2 separate regions of the Homo sapiens genome follow, and region 2 is linked to region 1. Evidence: chromatin contacts called from ENCODE Hi-C or POLR2A ChIA-PET data. All regions are on one chromosome and are shown on one strand. The core of a region is the stretch at or near the end of the contact, and the rest is flanking DNA. Distances in the headings are between cores, read along the strand shown.

Region 1 (7,153 bases), core at 1,876-4,375:
CAGCCTCCCAAGTAGCTGGGATTACAGGCACCTGCCACCACGCCCGGCTAATTTTTATATTTTTAGTAGAGATGGATTTCACCATCTTGGTCGGGCTGGTCTTGAACTCCTGAGCTCAAGTGATCCACCTGCCTCGGCCTCCCAAAGTGCTGGGATTACAGGAGTGAGGCACCACGCCCGGCCACAAGTCCTTTATTATACTGTATGTTTTACAAATATTTTCTCCCACTGTGAGCCTTTTTATCTGTTTTCCTAATTTTTAATTTTTGATGAAGTGCAATAATTGACAGAATGAATAGATAGAAAATTGGCACCAGGTGCAGTGGCTCACGCCTGTAATCCCAGCACTTTGGGAGGCCGAGGAAGGCAGATCACCTGAGGTCGGGAGTTCGAGACCAGCCTGACCAACATGGAGAAACCCCATCTCTATTAAAAATACAAAATTAGCCGGGCATGGTGGCGCATGCCTGTAATCTCAGCTACTCAGGAGGCTGACAGGAGAACTGCTTGAACCCAGGAGACAGAGGTTGCAGTGAGCCAAGACCGCGCCATTGCACTCCAGCCTGGGCAACAAGAGCAAAACTCTGTCTCAAGAAAAAAAAAAGAAAGAAAGAAAGAAAAAAGAAAAGAAAATTGGCAAGGATACAGAACTTGAACTCCACTGGACCTGACATTAAAACACTTGACTCAACAAGAGCAGAAAACATTCTTCTCGAGCACACACAGAACATTTACCAGGAGAGACCACAGTCTGGGCTATGAAACAAACCCTGTTAACTTCAAAAAGATTCAAGTGGTTTTTTGTTGTTTTTTGATACACGGTCTCACTCTGTTGCCCAGGCTGGAGTGCAGTGGCAGGAACATGGCTCACTGCAGCCTCAACCTCCTGGGCTCAAGTGATCCTCCCACCTCAGCTTTCTGAGTAGCTGGGACTATAGGCATAGGCGTGGGCAACCGCCCCAGGGTGATTTTTTAAATTTTTTTGTAGAGACAGGGTCTCGCTGCATTGCCCAGGCTGACCTCAATCTCCTGGGCTCAAATGATCCTCCTGCCTCAGCCTCCCAGTATCGGGATTACAGGTGTGAGCCACCACGCCCCAGCCAAGGACTCAAGTTATACAAAGTATGTTCTCTGACCACAATGAAATTCAACTAGAAATCAGTAACAGAAAGATCTCTGGTAAATTCCCAAATATTTGGAAACTAAATGACATACCTTTAAATAACTCATTAGCCAAAGAATAAATCAAAGGGAAATTAGCAAGTATTTTGAACTGAATGAAAACACAACATATGAAAATTCGTCAGGTATCACAAAAGCAGACTGAACTTTTTAGACCTTACAAATGCATGACTGTCCCCCTTGCCTCTGATCTTCTGCCTGGGGTCTGCCTTTCCCCAATCTTTGTTCACTATACTGAATCCTACATGACACAGTCAACCTATGAAGAAATCCAGAGATAGACTCTCTAAAATAAATGGATTTGGGAATAGCAGCTTATCTGGAATACTGCAACCGTTGAGGATGGTCTTGCAGTGAGTCCTGTTATTGGTCTGTTTGTAGAAATGTCTTGTGGTAAGTCCTGTTGCAGGAATGTGTGCGTGAGGGCTGCTTCATCACCTCCAACTGTTTTAGTTTGACATAAGTGACTCCATTTTGGTACCGGCAACGTTCACAACTTTCCATGTGACTTCAGCACCCTGCACCCCGATCCTTTCCCTGGCCACTTTGCAGGACCACTACCTATGAGACTATGGGTTCCTTGAGAGCTAGGGCTGGGTCTCATTCGCTCCTGAAACTTTCACCCAGCAGAGTGATGGCCCACGCCATGCATGACATGCGTTGCTCAATGACTGCATCCACTCAGCCAGTATGCCAGTCCCCACTGAGCCTCACTCTCAACCTCCCTGGCTGGCATAGGTTCCTTGTGCAGACATCCAGTGGCAGTAAAATATTGCTGGGTTCTCAGCTTCCCCCACCTGCAGCCCTCACTGGCCCACCCAGTTGTCCTGTCTCTGCTCAGGACGAGACCCCCCCCCGCCTCTTCAGTCTCTGTAGCCAGGTGATGGCAGTGGCCTTTTCCAGACCCTCACTGGCCCCTTAGTTCACTATGATGACTTCACCTCTTGGGAACCCATGGGGATGTCTTTCCCTCCAATACATCTACATTTGCCTGACCCAGAATGTAGTTTCAAGATGGGTCCATGCCTGGCTCCAAATCCCCTTATCAGAGTAAGGAAATACCTTAATTCCTAGTTTGCTAAAAACTCGTTATAAATGGCTGTCGCGTCATTTACTGTGTTCCTGTTCTGCAACCATTGAGATGGTCACGTGGGTTTTGCTCCTTTAATCTATTGATATGAATTACACTCTTGATTCTCTGGCATTGAAACTGCTTTGCAATTCTGAATTAAATCCAGTGTGGCACTTTGCTAAACTTGGTTTATTATTGTCTAAAATCTTGACATTGGTATTTGTAGGGACCAGCCCCACAGGGTCCGTGGGTCTCTCCCTCCCTGTGTGCAGCAATGAGAGAGTGTAGAAATACACACACAAGACAAAGAGATAAAAGAAAAGGCAGCTGGGCCCGGGAGACCACTACTACCAATGCTCGGAGACCGGTAGTGGCCCCGAATGTCTGGCTGCATTGTTATTTATTGGATACAAAGCAAAAGGGGCAGGGTAAAGAGTGTGAGTCATCTCCAATGATAGGTAAGGTCACGTGGATCACGTGTCCACTGGACAGGGTGCCCTTCCCTGCCTGGCAGCCGAGGCAGAGAGAGAGAGGAGACAGAGAGAAAGACAGCTTATGCCATTACTTCTGCATATCAGAGACTTTTAGTACTTTCACTAATTTACTACTGCTATCTAGAAGGCAGAGCCAGGTGTACAGGATGGAACATGAAGGCGGACTAGGAGCGTGACCACTGAAGCACAGCATCACAGGGAGACGGTTAGGCCTCCAGATAACTGCGGGCAGGCCTGCCGGATGTCAGGCCCTCCACAAGAGGTGGAAGAGCAGAGTCTTCTCTAAACTCCTCCAGGGAAAGGGACACTCCCTTTCCCGGTCTGCTAAGTAGCGGGTGTTGTTCCTTGATACTTTTTGCTACTGCTAGACCATGGTCCACCTGGCAACGGGCGTCTTCCCAGACGCTGGCGTCACCGCTAGACCAAGGAGCCCTCTGGTGGCCCTGTCCGGGCATAACAGAAGGCTCGCACTCTTGTCTTCTGGTCACACCTATGTCCCCTCAGCTCCTATCTCTGTATGGCCTGGTTTTTCCTAGGCTATGATTATAGAGCGAGGATTATTATAATATTGGAATAAAAGGTAATTGCTACAAACTAATGATTAATGATATTCATATGTAATCATATCTAAGATCTATATCTGCTGTAACTATTCTTGTTTTATATTTTATTATACTGGAACAGCTCGTGTCCTCTGTCTCTTGCCTCGGCGCCTGGGTGGCTTGCCGCCCACAGGTATTTGGTAACTTCCCTTTCTCTTACCTAGTTTTGGTATCAAAGCTAAGTTCACGAATGAAGTGTTCTCTCAATTGATTCTGTTAGAATTTGTCTACGTCTGGAATTACCTGTTCTCTATATCGTGGAACTTCCCTGTAAAACCGTCTAGGGGAACATTCTTAACTACTGACTCAATTTCATCAGTGATTACAACTCAGGCTTTCTATTACTTTTAGTCAGTTTTGGAGATTTTTCTTCCATTTACTTTGAGTTGTTCCAACTTAAGCTGCATGCTTATTTTTCTTTAGCTTTAAAAATACAGACATACAGCGTATGTGTGTATAAATGGCACTATTTATCTGTAGATGCACATACATTTAGGGGCTATGTTTTTTTGTGCTGCTTTAGCTCTGTTCCACAAATCTTAAATTTTTTCTTTTTGAGACAGTCTTGCTCTGTCACCCAGGCTGGAGTGCAGCGGCTCGATCTTGGCTCACTGCAGCCTCTACCTCCTGGGTTCAAGTGATTCTCCCGCCTCAGCCTCCCAAGCAGCTGGGACTACAGGTTTGCACCACCACACCCAGCTAATTTTTTATTTTTAATAGAGATGGGGTTTTATCATGTTGTCCAGGCTAGCCTTGAACTCCTGATCTCAAGTGATCCACCCGCCTCCCAAAGAGCTGGGATTGACAGCATGAGCCACCATGCCAGGCCCTGTTCCACAAATTTTAATACGTAGCATTTTCATTATCCTTTAGTCCCAAATATTTCTAATAGCCATTCGGAATTCTTTAACTCATAGGTAATTTATAAGTGTGTTTTAAAAATTCCAAATATGAAATGCCACTGCACTCCAGCCTGAGTGACAGAGCAAGACTCTATCTAAAAAACAAAAAAAAATAGCTCAAATTTTTTTTAATGACATTGGGATACGGTCAGATAACGACACTGATTCCTTGAAATATCTTAAGACTTCTTTTCTGGACAAAGTAGGTGGTCAGTTTCCATCCATGTTCCATATATGCATGGAAAGAGTATGTATTCTTTTCAGATACTGTTGTGTCTGTCTCTCAGCTCAAGCTCATGCTCACCTCACATCCTATCTTTCACAGGGCTTTTTCATCAGTTGCCTCTGTCTGGTAACAGTCACACCAGCTCCTGTTCAGTTACAGTCTTTGTCTCATAACCGGAGAGTTTCATCAAAAGAATTTTATTTACAGCTTTATCATCCATATGCCACTAAAATTCACCTGTTTTCTTTCAACCTGCACTCATTTTGATTGCCTGGAACTCTGGATTTAATTCTTCCATCCCACTTTGTATCTTGCATTCACTTCACTCTCTCTCCAGCTTTTATTCTTTCTTTCTCTTTCCCTAGGTCCAATGCACTTGACCCAACTCACATGCGTGGACTCCGGGAAGGTACTGCTCCCTCCCTCCAAATTCTGAGCAGTAAAATGCCGCCCCGGGGCACTGGGGAACAGAAAGGAATGAGACCCCAACAGGCAGAAGCCAAGAGAGCGGGGAGGAGCCATGGCGTTCTGCCCCAGGATGCACCACGCCTGGACGTGCTCCCCCGACTCCCAGTGCCAGGTGCCCATATGCCACACCTCAGGGTTGTCCTCTGTTCGGGTGAGCTGCGGACTAACGTGGCCCGGCAGCAGAGGCCACCGTCTTCTGTCCCGTGGCTCCTGCGAACACAGGCAGTGGGGAACAGGCAGTGACTGCCCACCCCCACCGTTCCTCCTCCCTGACCCTGCAAACCTCGGGGAAGCTTTCAGGCCCGGGAAAGCAGACCAGGCCCCAGTCTCCCTCACCCTTTCCCTGGGTCTGAAGGTCCCGGATCCTGCGTTCAAGGATGACGCTGAAACTCTCTCTTTCTCACATGGGATCTGTGATCTGGGCCCTCACAACTCAGCAGAGCACCACTGTGTCCCCCTCACATGGAGAGGCCGAGGTCTGTGGAGATCCTGGGACAGAGCCAGCGTCAAGGACTCAGAGGGTGTCCTGGAGTCTCCTAGGACGGAAGACGGCGGCCCCAGGTGGGAAAGACTCAGACCAGGCCTGCGCGCTCCAGGTCCTGCGGCAGGATGCGGCCCTTCTTGCGGGCTCTGAGCAGGCGGCGCTCGGCGCGGGCCGCCTTCTTCCTGCGCAGGTTCTGCCGCCGCCGGTCCTGGCGCTGCTGCATCTTCTCCACCACGCCGGCCGTGCGCTTCTCCCACCGGCGCTGCCGCTGCGCCCTGCGCTTCTCCTTGCGCTTCAGGGCCTCCTGCAGCAGGCGTTCGTCGTCACGGATCTTCACGCCCTCCGCCTTGTAGAGGAGGTTGGTCCACTTCATCTTCGCCTCCAGCTCCTGCGCCTTCCCCTCATCCTGGCCGCGCAGCTCGTCCAGCCGGCTCTGCCGTGCCTGCAGGCGCTCCAGCAGCTGCCGGTAGTTCCTCCCGGTCAGCGGCGTGAGGTTCCCCTTCACCCTCTGCCTCTTCTCTTTTCTGCGCTGCGCCTTGCTGGCCGGCTCGTCTTCGCTCACCTCCACCTGGGAGGAAGGTATGACATCAGCTCATGCCAGCCCTGCACTAGGCCCCAGCCTTGGCCAGTACCCTAAGGGACCTGCGAGGTCCCCGTCACCACCTTACAGACATGATGGGGTTCGGAGAGAGATCATGAAGCTAACAAGGGGCAACGCTGAGGCCTGAAGCCGACCCAGCCCGCCCAAGGACCCAGCTCCCGCTCACCTTATTGAAGATCAGCCCGGGCGGCTCCCGCGGCTCCGTGCAGGCCCCCTCTGGGGTTGCCTCCACCACCTCCTGGGCCTCCGTGGCCTCCTCAGCCTTCCTGGCCTTCTCTTTCGCCCGCAGCTCCTTTCGCTTCCTCTTCTTCCGGTCCCGTTCCTGCTTTCTCCGCCGCCTTTTCTCCAAGGCGGCAGGGGACAGCTCCTTGGCACTGCCCTGGGGGAAAGAGGCACCCACTCATTAAAGTTCTCTCGATCCCAGGGTCCCCCAGCCTGGCCCATAGTCGAGAAGAATCAGGGCTGGAAGGCAGGTGAGAAAATCCTCACGCAAACAAGGGGCCCGCGGAGTTCAATGTTCCACCATGATGTTCCCCAAAAAGCAAATGACCCCAAAAGAGAGAAGGGACCCCCAAATAAGAATCACAGCTTCCAATTCCCGGGTGCTTACCCCGTGCCAGGATACATTACGCACATGGTTTCAAATGTCATACATCGTTTTATAGATGAGGAGGGTCAAGACCACTGCCTAGAACTTGGAGTTGGCGTCTGAACACCTGTCCTGACCGCTGCCCATTCTGTTCACGAGGTACCCAACGAAGCCCTCCCCAATGGCCTTTCCCATCCCCGGGCCAACAAGAGCCCTACACCAGCCCAAACGAGACCTGTGCTTCAGGAACAAGGGCCCAGAGCCTTGCTCACCTCTTAGGAACCACACACTGTACCTCGGGATGGCGGAGGAGAGTAGCTGGGGACTGTCCCCCACACAGCACGAGGCCTTAAGGAAGGGCCCCAGGAAAAGGGTGGGTAGGGGCCAACACAGGGGAGACAGTACCATTCAGCACAAAGAGCTGCATTGGTGCTTCCTGTGCCTGGCCACTCAGCTCAAGTCCCTACTCAACTCACAGGACTATTACGACATTCAGAGAAACAGACACAGGAGGTGCCCATCCCAGTGTCAGT
Region 2 (7,153 bases), core at 2,608-5,107, 160 kb after region 1:
GGCTTTGGGGGAGAGGGACTCTAGTGTCCATGGCCCACCTAGGGAAAGAGGAATTCTGGCTTCTGCAACTTGCTGCTGGGGAGAAAGAGGGCGGGAGAAAGGAGGGGAGGAGAAGGTTGGAAGAAGACTTCGGATGCACCAGAGGCCTTCTGGTTTCCTTTAGTTCTGAATCCTCATGCCAGGCACCCTGCTTGTGGGGATCATGGTCTGAACCCCAACAAACCATTTTTGCTGTTAAAATTAACATGATGGGGCCGGCCAGGTGCAATGGCTCACGCCTGTAATCCCAGCACTTTGAGAGGCTGAGGCAGGCGGATCACCTGAGGTTGGGAGTTTGAGACCAGCCTGACCAACATGGAGAAATCCTGTCTCTACTAAAAATACAAAAAAAAAAAAAAAAAAAAAATTAACATGATGAACATCTTTGTTTTTAAAGAATAATTTCCTTCTGCAGGGACTGCTTTTGTGACCTCTAAAGCCTGTTTTAACCTTCTCATGGGGAAGCTCACCTTCCTCTCTCCTGTCCTTCTCTCCTGGATCTGTGACAGACAGGCTGCTTGGGGACCTGGCCTCTGAGGGGGTGTGAAGGCACCCCCCAATCCATAGTGCTGGGCACACAAAGGGTGTCTGGAAGCCCCTTGCTGACTTGAACTCAGAGTCCTCTCCCCTTCCGTGGCCTCCCGCCCCAGGCAGGAATCTCAGTTCAGAGCAGCAGAAAGAGAGCTGGTCTGGGGGGACCCTGGGTCTGCTCTGGTGCCTGGGACGGCCACCACCCCTCTCTCAGTGCTGGCCACACCCACAGCGAGTTCTCCCTCCTTTCCTGTCATTCCTGCTGGGCGCCTCCCCGAGGAAGGCCCCAGGGGGGTGGGTCCTGCAGAGGGAAGCTCGAGGGGGTGCACTCAGCTGCCACTGTCCGCCGCCTGTCCCTGGGGAGCATGGCAGCTGAGGGCAGGCCCCTCCCAGGACATGGGACCCCCCATGGCTGGAAGGTGACTGGGCCTTGCACACCCAGCTGGGGTAAGAGGGAGGGGCCTGGAGTCCAGCTTGGGGGCAGGATCTGGAGGGGGCTGGGTGGAGCATCCCTGGCGGTGGTTTGCTGGTCCAGGGCGCTGGGGCTTAAATGATCTGGTCCAGACTCTGCCCTGTTGCGGGGGAGGGCTGGGGCCTGGCACTTGGAAGCTGTTTCCCAGGTCTCCACGGGGGCTGCCATAGGGGCCTCTGCCAATCTCCGGGGCTTCTCAGGAGCCACTGGTCCGCTAAGCCTCACTTTTCTCATCTGTAGGATGGATGCCACCTGTGCCCACCTCACCGCTGCCGTGCAGGGGGAGGGCAGCTGGCCGCGTTGATGCAGTTTGACAAAGGTCCCTCCAGACCAGTCTGACAGCTTCCCAGTTCCCCGGAAACGGGCCAAGCTGCATTCCAGGCCTGGCACCAGGGCCGAGGTCTCCGAGGGGACAGTAGGGCTGCCGTGTCTTGGGAAGGTGGGAGGCGGGGAGCAGATGCCGGGAATACTCATCCCACTCTGGGGGTCTTCTTCACCCCTGTTTTATGGAGGAGAAGACTGAAGCTCAGAGCTGCTGCCCAGGGTCACTTCTAGGTCACCTCATGCCCCCTGCTTTGGCCTATGCAACCCACATCAGGCCTTCCTGAGGGAGCAGACCAGAGGGACAGCAGAGGGTGGGCAGGTGGGGCCTTCCCCGAGGAGGTCCTGCCCCTTGCCTCCTCCTTCCCACAGATGGGCTGCCCAGGGCCCCCAGGGGAGAAGGTCTCTGGCACCCAGCTGTCCGGTGTCCCCAACGTCCCCAGAGATGTCCCTGGTGATGACCCTGAAGACTCGGACCTGGTGCCTTCCGTGACCCTGGCGCCTTCCGTGACCCTGGCTGCAGCCCTTGTCCTGCTGTTCCTCCTGCTCTCGGCCTGGCTGGTGTGGGACGGACCTTGCCAAAGCTGCTGCTAATGTGGGCTCCAGGAAAGTGTTGGGGGCCTGGGCCTGGCACGGAGTTAGGGGAGGCACAGCGGGGCCTCCCAGCGACACCCTGGGCTGCACTCCATTCCACCCTTTCCCAAAGCAGCCCCAACGGGACCCCAAGACTCCCCAGCGGGGCCCCTGGGTGGCACCGGACTCTGCCATTGCAGGCAGGGGGCGTGCTCCTGGGGACGGCCCCGGATGTTGGGCTGAGAGCCTCGCGCAGCCCCGGCGCTCAGGCAGATCGGGCTCAAATCCACTTCCTCTCCAGGCTGGCTGCAGGACCTTGGCCCCGTCTGAATCTTTGCAAGGCCCTTTTGGGTATCGCAGTTAAAGCCAAGTGACCCCTAGGTACTGGTGAAATGAGCGGGTGAGTTGGAAGATGGGGGTTCTAGTCCAGGCTCTGCCCGTGCTGGGCTGTGACATGGGCAGGTGCCTTTTCCCACCTGGATCCTGGTTTCCCTGGTCATCCAATGGGGCTCACAATACCCCACTTCTGGGCCCTGTTGGGAAGGCAGGTGCCGTGGGAGGCTGGGGCTGGGCCAGGCGGGTGCCCTGGTCTTTGCTGCCACCTGGTGGCTACAGATAGAATCGCATCGTCTGCTGCATGGTGCCCTCTGGGTAGTCCAGGCCAGGGCTGAGGAGCTGAAGGCTTTTTATGTTTTGGTGCAGAACATTTTGAGATTGTGGATGTGGATAAGCACAAATCCTGTTACCCAGAGAGAACAGATTTTTAACATTTTCTATTTATCTTCTTTCCCCATCTCCATATCTATAATCTCCTTAACAAAATCATAGGGCGGAGGTAAGTTGTGAGCCGGGCTCTAGAGTCAGAGAATGCTGCCTGTGGCCCTGGCCCAGGGCCCTGATGCTCTTTTGTGCCGCAACAGCTCCCTCCCTGACCTCGACATAGGAAGCAGGGAAGCATTTTTAGGGCTGGGAGGAGTGTGGGAGACCTTCGGGCTGGAAGGTCTCCTGGAGGCTCCAAGACCCCCCACCGCCGTCTCTCACGGAACAAGTACTTGTCAAGATTTCTACTGTGGGCCGGGTGCGGTGGCTCAAGCCTGTAATCCCAGCACTTTGGGAGGCCGAGGCAGGTGGATCATCTGAGGTCAGGAGTTCGAGACCAGCCTGACCAACATGGAGAAACCCCGTCTCTACTAAAAATACAAAATTAGTTGGGCATGGTGGCGGCCACCTGAAGTCCCAGCTACTCAGGAGGCTGAAGCAGGAGAATTGCTTGAACCCAGGAGGCAGAAGTTGCGGTGAGCCGAGATTGAGCCATTGCACTCCAGCCTGAGCAAAAGAGTGAAACTCCGTCTCAAAAAAAAAAAGAAAAAAAAAATTTCTACTGTGAGCCAGCCCCTGCGGGGAAACAGGGTAAACAGGATCCCTGACGGAGCTGGGGTATGACCAGGAATGGGAAGGCTGGACTCACTGCAGCATGCTGGGGCTGGGCTGGGTAAGTAGGGCCTGCAGGAAGGGGCAGATGAGCTCTAGGGTGTAGGAGGAGTAGGCCAGGGCCGGGGTCCCCAGGGAGGCTGTTCCAGGCAGAGGAACAGACTATGGGGAGTTCAGAAGTCACTCTGTGTTCTTCTGCACCAGCTACTGCTCCCCTCAGGGAACTGGAGGCCTCTGGAGCCTCCGAGAAGCAGCCACCGAGAAGGGGCAAGTGAGCGGCAAGGCCGTGGTTCCACATTCCCAAACCACGCTTTGTCCTTCCTGGGGTCCCCGTAGGTGGGGCTCTTCTCCCTCCTCCAGCTTTCTGAAGCCAAAGTACACACCTCGGTGTCCATGATGGGGCAGCCGGGGGGCTGTACGCTTCCTCTGTCTCTGTCTCTGGGCAGACCATAGTCCAGCGTGCTGCCCCTACTGCCCTGGAAAAGCCGAGCCGGGAAGCGAGCGGTGGCTTTAGAGGCGTCGTGCAGAGGGGGAGACGGAGGTAGAGCCTGGAGGTTTGGGGCACCTCCTGAAGCAGTGGGGTGGCCTTTCAGGTGGGGGGACTGAGAGAGCAAAGGCCTACAGGCTAGACCGGGGCCTCCCTGAGCTGTCATAAGCAGGACAGGACGTGGGGGCGCGCCACGGAGCCGCCTCCCTCCCCTGCCCATCCTGCCTGCTACAGGAAGGGCACACCCGGAGAAAGGAGGGAGGCCGGTTCCTGGCAGAGCAATGTTGAGGCTGATCCTCCCTGCTTCCCCCCACAAGCCTCTCTGTGAGCCTCCTCCCTGTCCCGCACACCCACCTGGGGGATGCCGCAGATTCTCAGAATCAGGCTCTACATGGCCCCAAGCAGCACATGGCCTGGCGGAGGCAGCAAGCATGGCCGCCGGAGCCTCTGGCCTTCTGCCCAGGGAGCAGGGGCCCCTTGGGGGCTGTTCTCTCTGCTCCCTCTGTCATGTCCCCTCTCTGTTGGTGGAGGAGAGTGGCTGCAGGCAGGCGCCTGACTCCCCCAGCTCCACACGGCTCCAGCTTTCTCTGCCTCTCCGTGTTCACCCCTCAACGCATCTTGTCAAATGGAGACCTCGAAGGCTGGGTGCAGTGGCTCAGGCCTGTAATCCCAGCACTTTGGGAGGCCGAGGCAGGTGGATTGCTTGAGGACAGGAGTTCGAGACCAGCCTGGGCAACATGGCTAAACCCCGTCTCTACAAACAATTTAAAAATTAGCTCGGTGTGGTGGCACACGCCTGTAATCCCAGCTACTCAGGAGGCTAAGGCAGGAGAATCGCTTGAACTCAGGAGGTGGAGGTTGCAGTGAGCTGAGATCACGCCACTGCACTCCAGCCTGGGTGACAGAGCAAGACTTTGTCTCAAAAAAAAAAAAAAAGAAGAAGAAGTAAAAATGGAGACCCTGAGACCCAGCTTCTGAGGTCGGGGGGTGGAGTTAGTAACTCACAGTACGGGCTGGTAGAGTCTGCCAGGGTGGTCTGGGCTGGGCTGTTGGGGATTTCAAACCCACGTCCCTCTTCGCATCCCGTCAGAGGCTGCCCGAGGCAGAGGCAGAACCTGCGGCTTCTTCCTCCCAAGTGCTGAGATCAGGTCCGAAAGTTCCAGTCATTCGCACTCCTAGAAGTGGCTTCCAGCCTTGGCCCAGGAGCCATCAGGACCAGGGACGAGGGCTGCAGGGAAGCCCAGGTACGCAGGCCGAGGAGCCCATGTCTGCCCCAGAGCAGGGCAGCAGGAGGATGGCCTCTGGCCCTTGCCACCCTGGGCCTCAGCCCTGCCTGCAGGCCCAGTGCTAACGAGAAACGCAGGCCGACCAGGGCAGTGTATGCCTGCTCTGTGCGTTTGTATTTCTGACCAGCGCCCATGAGAAGGCTGTGTGGTTTCCAATGCATTTCCAGGGGCCAACTCATTCCACCCGCCTAGCTCTGGTGGCTCCTGCAGGCCAAGCCCTCGCAGAGAGGGCCTGGGGTGAGAGCAGGCATCTCCGTGCAGCTTGGCCAGGAAGGAATCGCATCCGCAAGGAAAATATTGTTCTGTATAATTCAGTGGCCCGTTTTATAAACATTGTGGTTCTACCTTGGGGTTTTTCCCGCCTTGTCTCCTACCTCCCCTCCCCACCTTCCAGGGGCTGCTGGGCAGCCAGATGCCTGAGGTTAGGAAAGTATGTGCTTTTGCCGGGCTAGACAGTGCAAAGGGTGACAGGGTGGGCCTGGGGACGGGGCTCAGCCAGCCAGAGAGAGTTCTGGGGTGGGGTTGGCAGGACTGCAGCTCAAGCTGGTTTGCAAAGAGGTGTGAGAGCAGGCAGCCCGCCAGAGCGTGTGTGCGTGTGTGTGTGTCTCTGTGTAGGGATGTGCCTATGTGTGTTTGCCTGTGTGTGTGCCCGTGTGTGTGCATGTGTATATATGTGTGTTTATGTGTACATGGGTTCTGTGTGTTTGGATGTGTGTCTTTAACCAGGAAGCTGGGTATGGAGTGACACTGGCATCCTTTCTACCAGCCTGGATGTGGGCTGGTGGGTGTCTGCAAGGCCAGGTTAAAGTGGCCCATAGAGGGGCAAGGCAAGCTCCCCCCTCGGGGAAGAGGCTGCTCTGTGCCATTGTTGAGAGAGCGGGCATGGGGACAGATGGACTCCAATCCAGCCTGTATTTCCAGCACTCCCTAGTTGAGTGGCTTTGGGAAAGTCACTCTTCCTCCAGGTCAGTCACCGGGGGCTGTGGGGCTATACTGCCACCTCCATTCCTTTCTGCTTCCTTCTGAAAGGACCCTAATTTTGCTTGGGGATGGCAATGAGCCTTCCCTGCGGCCAGGTGGCCACGTGTCGGTGCAGAGGCCACGAGGGCTAGACAGGAGGGTCTGGGGCAGCTCTTCCTGATTAGAGAGGTAAAGTCTCACTGGAAAACGTTTTGGGTCCTGCCCTCTTTTTCCTGCCTGGAATCCCGTCGCGTGGCCGGGGGAGGCAGCTGCTCACTGGCAACCATGAGGGTGAGACCCAGTCTTGAGGCTGAGACCGAGGCAGGAGGGTGGGACCCACGCTACGCTGCTGGGGAAGGAAGCAGGCAGGGGCTCTCAGGCAGTGTCTGGAGGCTGGATGTCCATGTGGAGTGATGGGGTTGGCTTCTGTTTGCTGCAGCCTCATGCACTCCTGCTGGACACCCGGTGTCACTCTCTCTTCATCTGGGGATTGAGGGACCTGGAGGCTGGAAGGGGCTGGCTCATGGGTGTGCTCTGGATCTAGGCACCCTCCTCACTGCCACACCCTGAGGGGCACTGGGGAATCGTCCTCAGAGGCGTGCAGGGGTGCTGTCGGGACAGTCGGGCCCTACTGCTTCAAGGCTGCAGGAGGAGGATGGGGAGGATCTGGAGGGGGAGGAGGAGCTGGAGAAGGAGAAGCAGGGAGAAGAAGGAGGAGGAGGAGAGGGAGGAGGGGGGGAAGGTGAGGAAGAGGAGCTGGAGGAGGAAGAGGGGAAGGAGGTGCTGGAGGAGGAGGGGAGGGGGAGAAGGAGGAGTTGGAGGAGGATGGAAAGGAGGAGAGGGAGGAGGAAAAGGTGGAGGAGGGAGGAGGAGGAGTTGGGGGAGGAGGATGGAAAGTAGGAGAGGGAGGAGCAAAAGGTGGAGGAGGGAGGAGGAGGAGTTGGGGGAGGAGGAAAGGGAGGAGGACAGTGAGAAGGAGAAGCTGGAGGGGGAGGAGGAAAAGCTGGAGGATGAGGGGGAGGAGGAGTTGGAGGAGGAGGGGGAAGGAGGAGC

What was found. A loop is a pair of places that touch in the nucleus more often than their neighbours do. ChIA-PET counts read pairs that join two places held with the same protein, here RNA polymerase II (POLR2A). Pooled maps may share reads with other maps.
Region 2: a map of heart right ventricle shows a loop between it and region 1 (2.8-fold over the local background). The contact joins two enhancer-like sites. A Hi-C loop is called at or near these places in 8 of 168 maps with a recorded cell type or tissue (CD4-positive, alpha-beta T cell, CD8-positive, alpha-beta T cell, HCT116 and 5 more), 11 of 37 single-sample maps with no recorded cell type and 19 of 50 pooled maps. POLR2A ChIA-PET finds 5 or more read pairs at or near these places in 4 of 52 experiments (activated CD8-positive, alpha-beta T cell, activated CD8-positive, alpha-beta memory T cell, activated T-cell and 1 more).

The regions. Positions count from the first base shown.
Region 1 is chr9:133,326,351-133,333,503 of GRCh38, forward strand. It overlaps SURF6 (surfeit 6), which reads right to left. Exons shown (of 5, transcript NM_006753.6): 4 at 6,198-6,410; 5 at 2,426-5,998. The coding sequence ends at 5,519. Among named protein-coding and RNA genes, the nearest start is that of SURF6, 6.3 kb to the right of the region's middle. Within about 2 kb of position 3,126, at least 4 of the 41 ENCODE cell types and tissues checked have a DNase peak (open chromatin) inside an H3K27ac peak, as active enhancers do.
Region 2 is chr9:133,483,956-133,491,108 of GRCh38, forward strand. No RefSeq gene overlaps it. Among named protein-coding and RNA genes, the nearest start is that of SLC2A6, 8.4 kb to the left of the region's middle. RefSeq lists enhancers at 413-928, 1,444-1,959, 1,960-2,474. Within about 2 kb of position 3,858, at least 4 of the 41 ENCODE cell types and tissues checked have a DNase peak (open chromatin) inside an H3K27ac peak, as active enhancers do.